2 separate regions of the Mus musculus genome follow, and region 2 is linked to region 1. Evidence: chromatin contacts called from ENCODE Hi-C or POLR2A ChIA-PET data. All regions are on one chromosome and are shown on one strand. Each heading gives the region's core, a stretch centred on a gene start or an enhancer-like site at or near the end of the contact. The rest is flanking DNA. Distances are from core to core; before and after follow the strand shown.

What was found. A loop is a pair of places that touch in the nucleus more often than their neighbours do. ChIA-PET counts read pairs that join two places held with the same protein, here RNA polymerase II (POLR2A).
Region 2: a map of Patski shows a loop between it and region 1 (2.1-fold over the local background). The contact joins the promoter of Pik3r1 here to the enhancer-like site in region 1. A Hi-C loop is called at or near these places in 1 of 37 maps with a recorded cell type or tissue (Patski). POLR2A ChIA-PET finds 5 or more read pairs at or near these places in 1 of 5 experiments (Patski).

Annotation. Positions count from the first base shown.
Region 1 is chr13:102,227,293-102,234,097 of GRCm38, reverse strand. No RefSeq gene overlaps it. Among named protein-coding and RNA genes, the nearest start is that of Gm36703, 120 kb to the left of the region's middle. Within about 2 kb of position 1,573, at least 1 of the 3 ENCODE cell types and tissues checked has a DNase peak (open chromatin) inside an H3K27ac peak, as active enhancers do.
Region 2 is chr13:101,765,462-101,772,293 of GRCm38, reverse strand. Pik3r1 (phosphoinositide-3-kinase regulatory subunit 1) reads left to right here and starts at 4,077. Exons shown (of 16, transcript NM_001077495.2): 1 at 4,077-4,317.

The DNA of each region.
Region 1 (6,805 bases), core at 324-2,823:
AGAGGATATAGAATTGAAACACAACGGCAGAAATCTCTCTGTATTATAAAGCCTCATTTGGGAAGAAAGGGTTGTTTCTGACTCATCTTTGGATCCAAGGATGACTACAGAGCCTGCCATGTGGGAAGCACCTGTGTGGTGTTTTGAAGGATCCTACTGGCAGCCCCTGTGATGATTGGTACCCGTTATCATAAACAGTCAAGCTGGAATAGACCAGACATCAACTGTCACAAGTAAATACGTCTCCTGACAACTTTGTGCGTTCTGTTCTAAATCTAGAGTGCTTACCTGGGAATGATAGGACAGATCCCAGATGTGTCTCCATAGCCTGGGAGACTCCCTCTACTTGGTACACAGAGGCAGTTGCTTTTGCAGTTGTTATGATCTGAGCTAGAGCTTCAGGTCTAGTTCATCTCCATGGAAAAGTAATTTTATTTATTTATGTATTTATCTGTGTGTAGGTGTGAAGTTATATGCACCACATGTCTCCAGGTACCCAGGGAGGCTAAAGAGAACATCGCATCGCATATATTTAAATTTTCTGGTAGTGTAAGCCATCCTAGGTAGGTACGGAGAACTGAACTCTGTACTCTGTGATGGACTAAGCATCCTTAACAACTGAGCCATCTCTCTAGTCCGGAAAAGCACATTGAAATAAAAGAACACACAACTACATCTCTTTGGAGTCTCTGCTTGCCTCCAACCTTGCCATGGAGGATGCAGGGAAAGATAGTGACTTCCGGAAGAGTGAAGAGCCCTCAGTATCTGCTGAGAGAAGACTGGCATTTGGTTTCAGTCTACACGGTCGCTGGAAGTTGACCTGGCTTGTCTTTTACTCCTAAGCTCACTTCACACACTCCAGATTCTATGTCAATATCAGCAAACAATTCCTGTTGCCATTTCCATTCTTGTAAAGGAGTTAAATTAGAGTGGAGGGGTGAAGTAACTTGCCTGAAATCATAGAGAGTGAGTGGCCAATGTCATTCTTCACAGCTACACTGCCACCACGCAATGTTGGCCAGGTGAGAGATGCCCTGCCCTTCTCTTTTCTTATAAGAGAAATGAGGGAGGAACACTGACTGCCTCAGACTAGAAGGAAAGGTAATTTGGAAAATGCAGGAAAACGCTCATTTCTCCAAGCATTCCGGCTCCTTCTGTTCTCTTCTGTCCCTCACATAACCTGGCAAGGGGAAACATTGCCTCTTGAGCAATCCTGTAGAAATATAAAGCTGAAAAGAATATACCTCTCACCAGAGCCAAAGATAACAAGGCTGATTTGTTCAGACTTATTATTTTGTTTCAATAAAAGATCTGTCTCTGGTTTCCCCAGCAGTCCCACAGAGCCAACCCAAACTGAAAAGACACGCAGCTCAGAGAGTGCAACCTCATTGTTGAAACATGACAGATACTTGAAGAATCAGGAAATTCCTTCTGTATTTAAATGGCCAGCTCCTCAGCCAACACAGTCATGGGTGAAAGAAGACAGCAATACAGTTGTGGCCTGTGAGGCACACAGTGGGGCTTCATGCCCCTGTAGGAACGGATACCCAAGTCTATGCTTGCCAGCTGGCACACATGGTCCATTGACAAGATATGCAGGGCCTGGCCTTCCAGCTTGGAGCAACTGCTGGCAGAACACTGTGAGCATGTCAAAGGAAGGGTGATTTTTTTTTTAAAGGCCCATCGCTGGTTTTGTTTCTTTAAATGGTAGCCACCAAAAAGTTGTGCAAACACTTCAGCTGCGGAATATTTAATCTGACATTTGGCATGACTCCTTTGTTGATCCAAGACAAGAAGAATGTGTGTACGCTCTTAGTTCCTTCATTGCTTACTGGAAAAAAAAGAAAGAAAAGAAAAAGAGAGAGAGAGAGAGAGAGAGAGAGAGAGAGAGAGAGAGAGAGAGAAGGAAAGAAAGAAAAAAGAAAGAAAGAAAGAAAGAAAGGAAGGAAGGAAGGAAGGAAGGAAGGAAGGAAGGAAGGAAGGAAGGAAGGAAGGAAGACAAACCAGATAGGGCAGTTTTATGTTCCTCCTCCTCCTCCTCCTCCTCCTCCTCCTCCTCCTCCTCCTCCTCCTCCTCACTTTGAACTGGGTCTGTAGCTGGATGTAGTCCTGGTTCCCCAGAAATGGAATGATAATTACAGACCGCAAGTAGGGAGATAAATAGTTATTTAACAAGGTGGGTGGACTTGATGCCTTTCCAGAAGGGGCTGATAAAAACTTTAGGGGGTCACCATAACTGTAGGAGGTAGGCAGCTCTTTCTTTAGAATCTGGGATTTCACGGTTTTGGAGCCTCTCATGGAAATATTACCCAAAAGATTCCTCCTTTGTTTTTGGTGAGAAGGAAAAAGCAAAACCCAAACACCAGCAAGAAGAACTTAGTGGGAGTGTCCTACCTGCTGCACTGGTCACACAGTTTGCTGCCTCTGCTCTCCAATTGCCAAGGGGAGACACTCATTCTACTCCTTCTAAGTTGTTTTATTGACACATTGCTTCCTTAGAAAGTGCATCAGTTCTGGATTACCTTTAATTAAAATGAAACAGTTCCTAGCTCTACACTAATGAGAACATGGTCCACCTAGAAAAGTCAGCTCTCCCACAAAGCCTAGGTAGCAGACAGTTCTTTCTCACTGTGTGGAGGGAAAGGACCAAGTCCTGAGCAACATTGCACAGGAAAGCACGAAACTTTCCAGATGCTTCTCCACTAGAGCATGGGAGCGGTTCATTGACGTCAGAAAACACAATTCACATCCCATCCTCTGCAGGCAAGCCAGTCATGCGGACTGGACTCATACCACAAGCCAAGGAAGACAAGCTATTCATCCTCCACCTCTGAATTCTCAGTGGCAACCACTCTGACCTAGAGCGGCAGCTAATATGATCTGTGTCAGAACCAATGATAAGAAGGCTCTGTGCTGTCACTTAGCGCTAGATGATGCAATTCTGAGTCAACAAATTCCTAAAACAATATTCCATTTTATTGTAGGATGGATGAAGCTGGACAGGCAGAGGAGAGAATCGGGCAGAGATATGCAACTAAAGAAAAAAAATCAACCAAAGACCCTGACACTGCAAAGAACATTGCAGACTGATAAATCTGGATATTTCCTTAGTTCTGATTCAAGTTTCCAGGCCACATTCCAAACAAAAGAATTTATCTTTGTTTTTCATGGAAAGTTAAAAAAAACAAACCCTTTTAAGAATAATGTCCATGTTTGTGCTTTTATGGTTTTAGAGTTTGAATAATTCAGTTTGATGAGAAAGAAACTTCTAGAATTCAAAGAAAAACTTTATAGTCAACAAGCAAAAATGGGCCCCACAGTAGGAAATGGCTGTAACAGTGGGTCACTCGGGCAAACACTATTTTGATTTAAAATAGATATGCAAAAAAACACTACTTACTTTCTTCCTCTATTTTGGAGGGTTTTTTTTTTACATTGAATATTTGTTTTACATTTATCAGGAGAGTGACAAATAAATAAATAAATAAATAATAAAAATAAACTGCATTTTTCCAAACTTTCTTCTGTTGGATATGAGCAGTCAGTGTATGGCATAGTCTGCAACATTTGCTATACATTTGAAAAGACTAGAAGAGAATTTAAGCTTCTCAATATATTTAATAAGATAATATATTTAAAAAGCTGCAAAGACTGGATAGCCTGATTTGATCATTAGTGTGTATAATACTATACGTCTATGCAAATATTATGCATAAATTTCAGATAAAAAAAATCTATGCATTCTTTGTCAAAAAACCTAACAGAGTGTTTTTTTTCTGGCAGGGTGTTCCTAAGTCCTGGCATGAGGTAATTCTGAGTGTCTTCACTGTGACAAGGTACACTAAGTCAGAAGACTGCTCTGAAAGCTTTCCAGAAGTTGTTCTTCTCTAAACAGCTTAAATGTGTTCTTCATCACCTTTGTCAAGTGTCGCTCATGTTAAAAGACCTCAATGTCATGTCTCAAGAATGAACAAGTTACAACTAAAACTCAAGTGTGGGTTGTTTCATAGAAATCACTTCTTGGAGTTTCTCAGTCATCTTAGTGGTCTGGTGCCACAAAGAGGGCATTAAGGCATTTGTCAGTAAACAGTTTGGAAGCCCCATAGGGCTTGACAAATCCTCTTAGGTTTCTTACTATTACCTATTGCAGGTGTTGAACAATCATTTAGGGCATAGACTGAAGAATAATGGCATCTCGCATGCTGACTCTACTTGACTTGAAGGAGTTTCTGGAATGTTCTGTTGAGAGGTTGTAGAAGGTGTGGGTGCAAACTGATTAACAATGGCTGTCACTTGTATAATGCAGTAATGTTGATAACGCAATTGGTTTTAAATTACAAACTGTATTGCAAAATTGGACTAGACCAGTTTCTACTGGTTACAAACTGATCAAGGTATCTTTCCCCCAGGGTTCAGATGGTGACTTTCTAAGCCTAACTCGGGGCAACTGGCACTATTCCAGTTTTCATTTGCACATGTCTCTGTCCATGTCTAGATGCTCCACGGTCATTTACCAAGGCTGTAGGAAGACCATGATTTTTACTGAGCACTTCAATAAACCAGTTAAGTCACTGTGACACCACCACCTTCCTTAGAAAACCATTGCTTCATATTTAAATGTTTTAAGAGGTGGAAAAAGAATGCTTTATTTTATGATCTGCCTTTACCTTCATCTTTCCCTATCCCTGTATTATCTCCTCCATGAAAGGGACAGTTTAAAAGAAGATGGCATTAGGAACATAGTGTAAAAGTATGTCTCAGCGTCATCCCTACCATTCAGTTTCAATAGAATCCTTACGTGTGTATTCAATGTATGCAGTGGAAACCTTAGAGAAATGAACTCAATTCCTATGGAAATATACTAAAATTACTTCCTGTCATATGGCTGCAACATAAATGTTATTGGCAAAGTAAGTTGCAATATTATTCCCTGCAGAAGATTTCTGCATATGTGAAAAAGTATAATTGCTTAATTCAACACAAGAAAAGAAAAAAAGGGAGCAAGTTGGGAAGTGTGTTGCTATAGTAGTTAAGCTCCATGTTTATTAAAACTTAACTTATGAAAAGCTACATTTATTAAACATATAAAGAAAGTGATGAATTTGTCTAAGGATATCACACTCAATAAAGCTCAGGTCCATTAAAATAAAAAAATGAGTCATAACCATTAATATATTAAAATATAAAAACTTAAGGGCTTGTTTGGAGGTTCTAGGGAGGAGGTACAGCTACTGGTCCACCCCTGCTGGAAGACTGGTTCTCCTCTATTGAGGAAGGTCATCTTGTCTGACCAAGTCTACAACTTCTGGAGAGGTGCACGTGGAGCAGTGAAGGAGGAAGAGGAGAACTTCCTAGGCATCTAGATCTGCAGAATCAACCACAGTGATCAATGGGACTACAGATATTGCAGTGAGATTGCCCTCACATTCTGAAACAAGAAAGTTTAAATGGGGTGGGGATAGAAGGGCAGATTGGAGGCTAGAATATGGGGAAGGATGACTGAAAACCTTTGAAAATGCCATATGGAAACTTACTACTGTATAATCTTACTAATGCATACATATATTATATATGCACACACACACATGTATATATGTGTATATATATGTATATATATATATATATATATATATATATATATATATATATATGAATACATGCACATGTATGTTACTAGGACAGAAAGGTTAATAAGAGTTTAACCCAGCTGTGAACCCTGTGAGCTACAAGAATGACTACACTAGCAAGATATGCCCACTAGTGTAATAGTGGCACAAATATTATGATAGTAACCAATTACTTTTGGACGGAATATAAGATCTGCTCCATTAGATGAAACTCATTTCTAAAATGCTTAATTGGCCAAAAAAAAAAGATGGCTGGCTGGATCATAGACCCTAAGGAAAACTAATGAACAGTTACAAAACTAACCCCTAAGTTCTTGTCTTTATATCTGTAGATAGATACCTATCTCAACTTTCATCAAAGAATCTTATTCTTATCCTTAATGCCAATTAGCAGAGAGACCTACAATTGGTCAAGTGTAGATAATAAGACGGTGGTGGCACAAACCTTTAATCCCAGCACTTGGGAGGCAGAGGCAGGTGGATTTCTGAGTTCGAGGCCAGCCAGGTCTACAAAGTGAGTTCCAGGACAGCCAGAGATACACAGAGAAACCCTGTCTCGAAAAAAACAAAAGAGAGAGAGAGAGAGAGAGAGAGAGAGAGAGAGAGAGAGAGAGAGAGAGAGAGAGAGACTGTAGGATTCTCAGCTATAAATGGGATGGTTATACTTCACATCCTCCTTGAAAGACCCATGGAACATCATAAAATGGGTGGAAAGACTGTAATAGCTGGAAGTATTGGGCATATGTGCCAAAAGAGAATTTTCCAAACATGACAGAGCTACTACAGTATAAACTTACAGCATGCTGAAATCAGTTCAGCCAAAATCCCGATAGAGATGGGAGAGTATGTGAGGCCCCACATCTAGTTCAGGGGGTACTGCCAATTGATAGCTACTGGAGGAAGGTGGCCAATGTTGATTAAGAATGAAACCCCTGTAAACTACACATGCTCCAGTAGATGGCCATACTGACAACACTAGTTAGATCCAGTGGGTTTTGAGAAAACAAAGCACCTGACATTGGGTTGGGGAAAGTGGAGGGTGGATAGAGGAAGAAATGGAGGTTAGAATAACTGGATGGACTTGATTAAGACTCATATGCATATAGAAATCCTCAAACATTAAAAAATAGAATAGATCGTGATTTTAGGAGATGCTTGCATATTTTATAAAGGGATAC
Region 2 (6,832 bases), core at 2,828-5,327, 460 kb after region 1:
CATTTGTGACCCGTTCTTAATTCTGCCGGTGCAGCTGATCTGTGGGTCTGGTGTTGACGAAGACTCCAGGACACTGGTACTCATTTGGTTTGTGTTTGAAAACCTAAAATACACACTAAGATTTCAAGGCCAGTGGAAGCACATTCTAACATCACGGTTAGTACAGATGGCCAATGGATGCATCCTACTTGTTTTCACTGTTGAGGCTATTGTCTCAATTATGGTTACTCAAACTCTTTCTCTGTAGTTCGGGTCCTTGATTGACTCTGATTTCCATGCCATCTTTGCCAGCGATGATACTCTTGTATCTCTGTTGGGAATTTCCCATCTTCTGACATATTTATCAAATAACCAAAGCCAACAGTTTGATAAGTACTGGTTGAATTGTGTGTGCTGTGTGTTTGTCTGTTTGTCAATTTGACACAAGGTAGAGTCAAGGTAGAGTCTTCTGGGAAGAGGGCTTCATAATTGACAAAAACTTTTTATTATATTGGCCAGTAGATAAAAATGTGGGACATTTATTTATTTATTCCTGATTAATGTGGAAGGGTGCAGCCCACTGTGGGTGATGTCACCCCTGCGGAGGTGCTCCTGGATTGTACAAAAGAGAAAGGTGAGGGATTTATGCAGACTAAGACAGGCAATTCCTCTATGACCCCTGCTTCAGTTCCTGCCTCGACTTTCCCTCATGATGGACTGCAGGCTGGAAAAGGAAGAAAGCCCTTCCCTTTCCTCCTAAAGCTGCTTTTGGTGATGGTCTTTCTCCCAGCAATAGAAAGCAAACCAGAACGCTGTGTCTACGTGACATACGAGCATTTTATTGGGGTGGGTTCCAGTATGTCCCAGAAGGCCCAGGATAATCATTCTCAACTCCCAGCATGCAACAAATGGTTTGGAGAGTTTCCTAAAACAGCTTTTTTTTTTCTTTCCACTCCAATCTGACATTTTTGGTTTAGAGAAGACAGATAATTTGCATTTCCAGGAAACTCCAAGGAGATGTTCACAGTCCTGCCCATCTGGGGTTTTTGTAGAAATGAAGAGAAAGCTTGTGGCACAGGGGCCCCTTTGCCTTATCATATCAGCTTCTTGCTTTATTACAGTTACAGTTTGTGTTCCCAGATAAGGTTTTACTCAAGAGGTTACTAGAAAACACAAGTATAAGGCTAAGAACTTGTCATGCAAGGGTAAGTACCTGACTTCAGAGCCCTAGTGCTCAAGTAAATGTGGGTGGGCATAGGGGCTTGACTGTAAATCCCAATGTACAATGTGCAGAGGCAGAAAATCTTTGGTGCAAATTGGCTAGCTGTAGTATCTGATGGGTGCTTCAGGTTCAAGTGGGAGACCCTGCCTCAATCCATAAGGTGGAGAATGAGGAAGACTCCACTGTTAAGTATACACAGGCACACACATGCATACACATGTGAATATGTATACATATGCACACAGGCTCATACTCCAAGTATGAATAGTCATATTGTTTTGTTATTGCTTTTAATTCATAAAATCTATGGGAAATGGAAATAAAATGTGTGGGAAGGTATCAATTTAATATCAATGAAATAGATTATTTGGTGCCCGGGTATGGAAAAATTATTTTTCTTTCATGTGACCCTCTTTGGACATAAGCTGTGTGTTGTGTTCAGTTATAATGAAAATAAGTCAAAGAACGTGTAAGTGCATAATCAATTGCTGAAGACTTTTCTATTAAGAGGAAGTGCAGTTGGGAATTAGATGCTTTTTTACGGCTGAATAGAATCCTATGCTGGAGCCTCTTTCCAAGACTCTAGTGAGCCCAAAGGGAGGAGAGAGCTAGCAAAGTTTGTATTTTCTTCGAGGAGAGGAAAACTAAAGAAAACATCTGTGAATGTTTTATTACTTGAGTTGTCTTAGTTTGGATTAGATTTAAGGGCTTCTACCGCAGGAAACACACCACGGCCATCCACCAGGAGGCTCTTCCTTTCACAGACTACGGAAGAATGTACCCCTGTACCTTGGTTTCTAATTGCCACTATTAAATACTCCGACTGAAGCAACTTACAGGAGAAAGCATTTAACTCACAGTTCAGAGTAGTCTATCATGGTGGGTAAGTTAAGGCCATAGGAACTTGAATAGCTGGCCACCTTATGCCCTCAATCAGATAAGAGCAACCAGTAATGCATGCATGCATAGCCCTCATTTTTTGTCTCCATTCGTACAGTACAGAATTTCCTGCCCTAGGTGTGATTCTACTCATAATTAAGATGGATCTCCCTACACAAATTAACATAATCTATATTCAGAGAGATTCTATAAAGACTAGGCTGGTTTGAACTCGAGACTATGGCTTCAGCTTCAAAGTGCTGGGATTACAGACTTGTCACCACATCCTGAATGGTAGGCAAATTCTTTATTTTATTTTTTATTAGATATTTTCTTTATATAAATTTCAAATGCTATCCTGAAAGTTCCCTATATCCTCCCCCCGCCCTGCTCCCCTACCCACCCACTCTGCTTCTTGGCCCTGGCATTCCCCTGTACTGGGGCATATAAAGTTTGCAATACCAAAGGGCCTCTCTTCCCAGTGATGGCCAACTAGGCCATCTTCTGTGTAGGCAAATTCTTTTTTTTTCTTTTCTTTTCCATTTTTTTATTAGGTATTTAGCTCATTTACATTTCCAATGCTATACCAAAAGTCCCCCGTAGCCACCCACCCCCACTCCCCTACCCACCCACTCCCCCTTTTTGGCCCTGGCGTTCCCCTGTACTGGGGCATATAAAGTTTGCGTGTCCAATGGGTAGGCAAATTCTTAAATGTGATGTGGGTAGCAGCCTGCTTTTGTCTTTATTAGATACCAAGAGTACCAGAAACATTAGTACCTGAATTGTGTACTGAGATCTCTTCTTTTAGAATGGGCGTCACCTTTAAACGTGACTGCATTTGTTTAACATAAACTGTGAATTTCATTTTTTCCCTCTGCTTCCAAAACTCACAGTAATACACTACCAAATTTAGAATTTGACAACAGACTAAGTTCTTGGTTAAGAAAAAGCATTTTGTTGCCAGAATAGCTGCAAAAGGGATCTTTAGGGCAAGAAGGGTGGGTGGCTACAGGTTCCTGAACTACAAAATAAGACATATTTTGGGAGCAAAATTTAAAAAGTCCATGAGTTCTTGAACGTTTTTATGAAGACAAAACACGGGGCTATCATCCTTTCTTATCTGGGAAGGCTGAGCCATTATCACTTTTTTCTTGAGCAGCTTCCATAGTGGTTTCTACTCCAAGGATCTACATTTTTACATCTAACAAACCATAGACTTCATTTGAGTTTCTCCAGCCTATCAGAAGCGTTAGAAGGCGGTGGACTGGCTGAATGACCTACATAGGCTCTGCCTTGCAAGGACTGCCAGAGATCACCCGGTATGCGCCCTCCTCACAGAACACTCCTTTTCCTCTAGATCCCGCCTTGGTTCCTGGAGGCAGCCGTGCCAGGCTTTTGCAGGCGGCGGGCACTCGTTGCTCCAGCTCACCCTTTCACCCCTCCTTCACCCCGGGAGTGCCACGCCGGGTGGCGCGGTTTTTCTGACCACTAGGGAAGCTGGGCAGGCAAGGCCAGGAATTACAGGGCCTCCCCGCTTTGGCGAGCCCTCGCATCTGCATCTTCCTGAACCCAGCCACTGTCCTGAAGCTCTAGTGGATTCGAAAGAGGCAGGGTCTCGCAGGCAGCCGGCTGGGCTCCAGAGAGGCCTGAACTTATTTCCCACCCCCCACCCCCATCCCCATTTGAACTCCCTGCTTCGGGCCTGGGCGACGCCCCGCAGGCGAGCCAGCCCCAAGCACGCAGAGTTAGAGCGCTCCGTAGCGGAGGGCGCGCGCCGTCCAGTCGCCCGGGGCATCCCCGAGCCGGGGGCGGGGGCGAGGGCAGCGAGGGGTGCGGGGTAGGGTCGGCAGCACAGAGCGTAGCTCCTAGACCTTGGTAGCCCTCCCGGAGACTGGCAGAGGCGGAGGGCGCGGCTCGGGCGCTGGGGGGCGGGGTCTCGGGCGTTGATTGGTGTGTATCTGGGGGCGGGGCGCAGGGGCGGGCCCGGGGTGGGGCTGGCGCCTGGCGCTGGAGCTGCGCCGCTCAGGGAGAGGAGTAGCTAGCAGCTGGAGCCGAGTTGGAGGAAGCAGCGGCAGCGGCAGCGGCAGCGGTAGCGGTGAGGACGGCTGTGCAGCCAAGGAACCGGGACAGCGAAGCGACGGCAGGTCGCAGCTGGATCGCAGGAGCCTGGGAGCTGGGAGCTTCAGAGGCCGCTGAAGCCCAGGCTGGGCAGAGGAAGGAAGCGAGCCGACCCGGAGGTAGGCGGCGGCGGGTCCCGGTGTGCCCGGGAGGGGGAAGCGGTGCGAACGCGCACGGCCGCTGCTCTTCCTGTCACCGGCAGCCACTTCTGCTGCCGAGCCACTCAAGGGGAAGCGAGCAGGCTGCCAGCTCCCAGTCGCCAGCATCTCTCGGCCACTTGGAAGCCTTCTCCGGCCAGTGACCAGCTTGCTTGGTCGCAGCCACCTCCTGCTCTCATTTCCTTCGTGCCACCCCGGGCGGGCTGTGCTCGTTACCCGGAGCGTTCGGTCCTGGAGTTGCCAGCGGTCACCGGCTCCCCTCCTCCTCCGTCACCTCACGCTTCCGAGGGTCCCCGATCGCCCTGCAGCTTTCCGAAGCCGGGAGCGCGCGAGGAGAGTGCCTGGATCGCTGCCTTTGCGTTAGCGCGGCGTACCCTCCAGGCCCGGAGCCCCAGCCGGGGTCTCCGGCCAGGCTGGGCCATGGTGGTCCCCGGAGCTCGCCCCCAGCCCCCGCCCTCCGAAGTTTGCCTCCCTCCTCTTCCGGGGTGGGGGAAGTGCTCCTCGGGGCGGTCGGTGGCTGGGGCTCTAGCTCGGCGTCTGGCGCCCGCCGGGCTTGGGCAGGTTGCTGGAGGCATAATGAGTGGGATCCTGGCACCGCCCGGAAATCCAGCTTTTCCTAACGCGGGGCGACCCTGGAAGGACCTGCCCAGCACTAAGCTGCCGGCCAGGGAGAACCGGCCCGCGTGCAAGCCAGAGCTAAAATATCTGGGGGAATTGTCTGCAAGCTACTTCCTTCCCAAAGGCAGAAACTGCCCGGCAGATCACGAGACAAAGAGAATAGAAACGCTCTGACCAGGCACGCATGTACAGAAATGCATTTTAGTAACCAGCTTTCGCGCACAATAACGCAAGGGTGTGAGCGGAGTGGCTGTGACATGTTGAATGCTGTGTGCCGGCACTGTATTCAGGGGAATTCTGCTCCTGGCGCTAGTAATACCGGAAAGGTCTCACTTCCACCGTTAATTCTTGAAGAAGCTGCAGGCTCTATTGCTGTACTGGTGTGAATTTATGCTTTATTTAGGGGTTTCATGATTTTAGGACTTAATTTTCCCCCTTTTCTTTTCCTGTCTTTTTCCTCTTTGTCAGACAGTGTGAAATAGGAAAGGATGAAGCAGTTCCGGGTTTTAAGTGTAGCATGAGATTGTCATTTCAGTGAGATCGAGTTTCAAGTTTTAGGTGGTAGGGTTACTCACAAAGCTGGTTGACCTAGGCTCCTTGTGCAAGCCTCTCTTAATATTTCATTAGCTTGTGTTCCATGTTGGGCATTTGAAAGATAGTAAATTATGAGCTAAGAAAGCTTGTAGTAGGCAGATGGGTTTATTTCTGCCTCAGAGCAGATTGATTGCTAAAGTAGATATCATTAGGACTTCAGGGCCTTCTGCACAGGTGAGCCGCCCATGCATCGTTTGTCACTGAGCAGGGAACCAGCACCCCAAGAGCCCCCCCCTTTTTTTTCATTTTTTTTTTGACAGTTGCACTCAAGCAGACCATTTTCTGAAGCACACAAGTTGCTTAAACTTTGGAAAACATGTGCTTTTTGCTTATTACAAAGAAAATGATCCTGGTTTTTCTTGTGCCTCTTGTGGTTCAAAGGCAGGTTTAAATGGGGGAAGCTCCTTGCCTGGCAGGAGTTCTGTGCCACGCCACTGCTGGCTGCCTTCCTCTAAGTGCCTGTTGCAGGCCACGCCACTTTTCCATAGCAGTCTGTCAGCTTTTACGATTTGAAGAAAGTTGGATGCAGCTGATAACTGGCTCTCAGACTGTTGTGGGAGTTTGCTTTTAACTTTCATCTTGCACCAAGACCTGTTCCTAGTTGCATAACAGAACTCTGCCATGTGCACATTGTTATCTGTCATTTTATTTGCATTTTTATGATAGCATTCTGCTTTTTCACATCTGGGATGCACTGCAGTCATGTAAAAAGAAGGATTTCACTGCCCACTGACTCCATTTATTGTTTTCTTTAGCTGTGTGTGTGTGTTTGGTACATTTCTAATGTATGAAGTTAGTTTGGGAAAACTGAGCAATTGAACACATAGAAATATGCATTTTTGGCTGCTGATGGTGGGTGGTGTGCATGCATCTTTTGGAACTGTTAATTACACCTAACCTGATCAGTGCACCCCCTGCCCTTTTGTTCTTTTATTAAGTATATATTAATTGTATACAACAGTGAGGTTTTTGGGGGGACATTTTTCTACATGCATGTACCATAGTTTGTTCATATTCATTAGCCTTTTCTTGTCTCTTTCCCTCTCAGGCTAATCTCTCAAAAGGCTTTGAATCTTAAGTTCAAGTTTACTCAACCTCCACAGACCTAGTACCCTTAAAAACAGTGGCTTTTCCTTTCAACTGTTTCTGAGCCCACCATGGAACTTGAAGTTTGTTGTGTTGATGGACATTTCTTCTCTGCCACTCTGTCTCCTAAGTAGTGCAGCGAAATGTTGTAAAAGGCATTTACTTTGAGAAAATTATC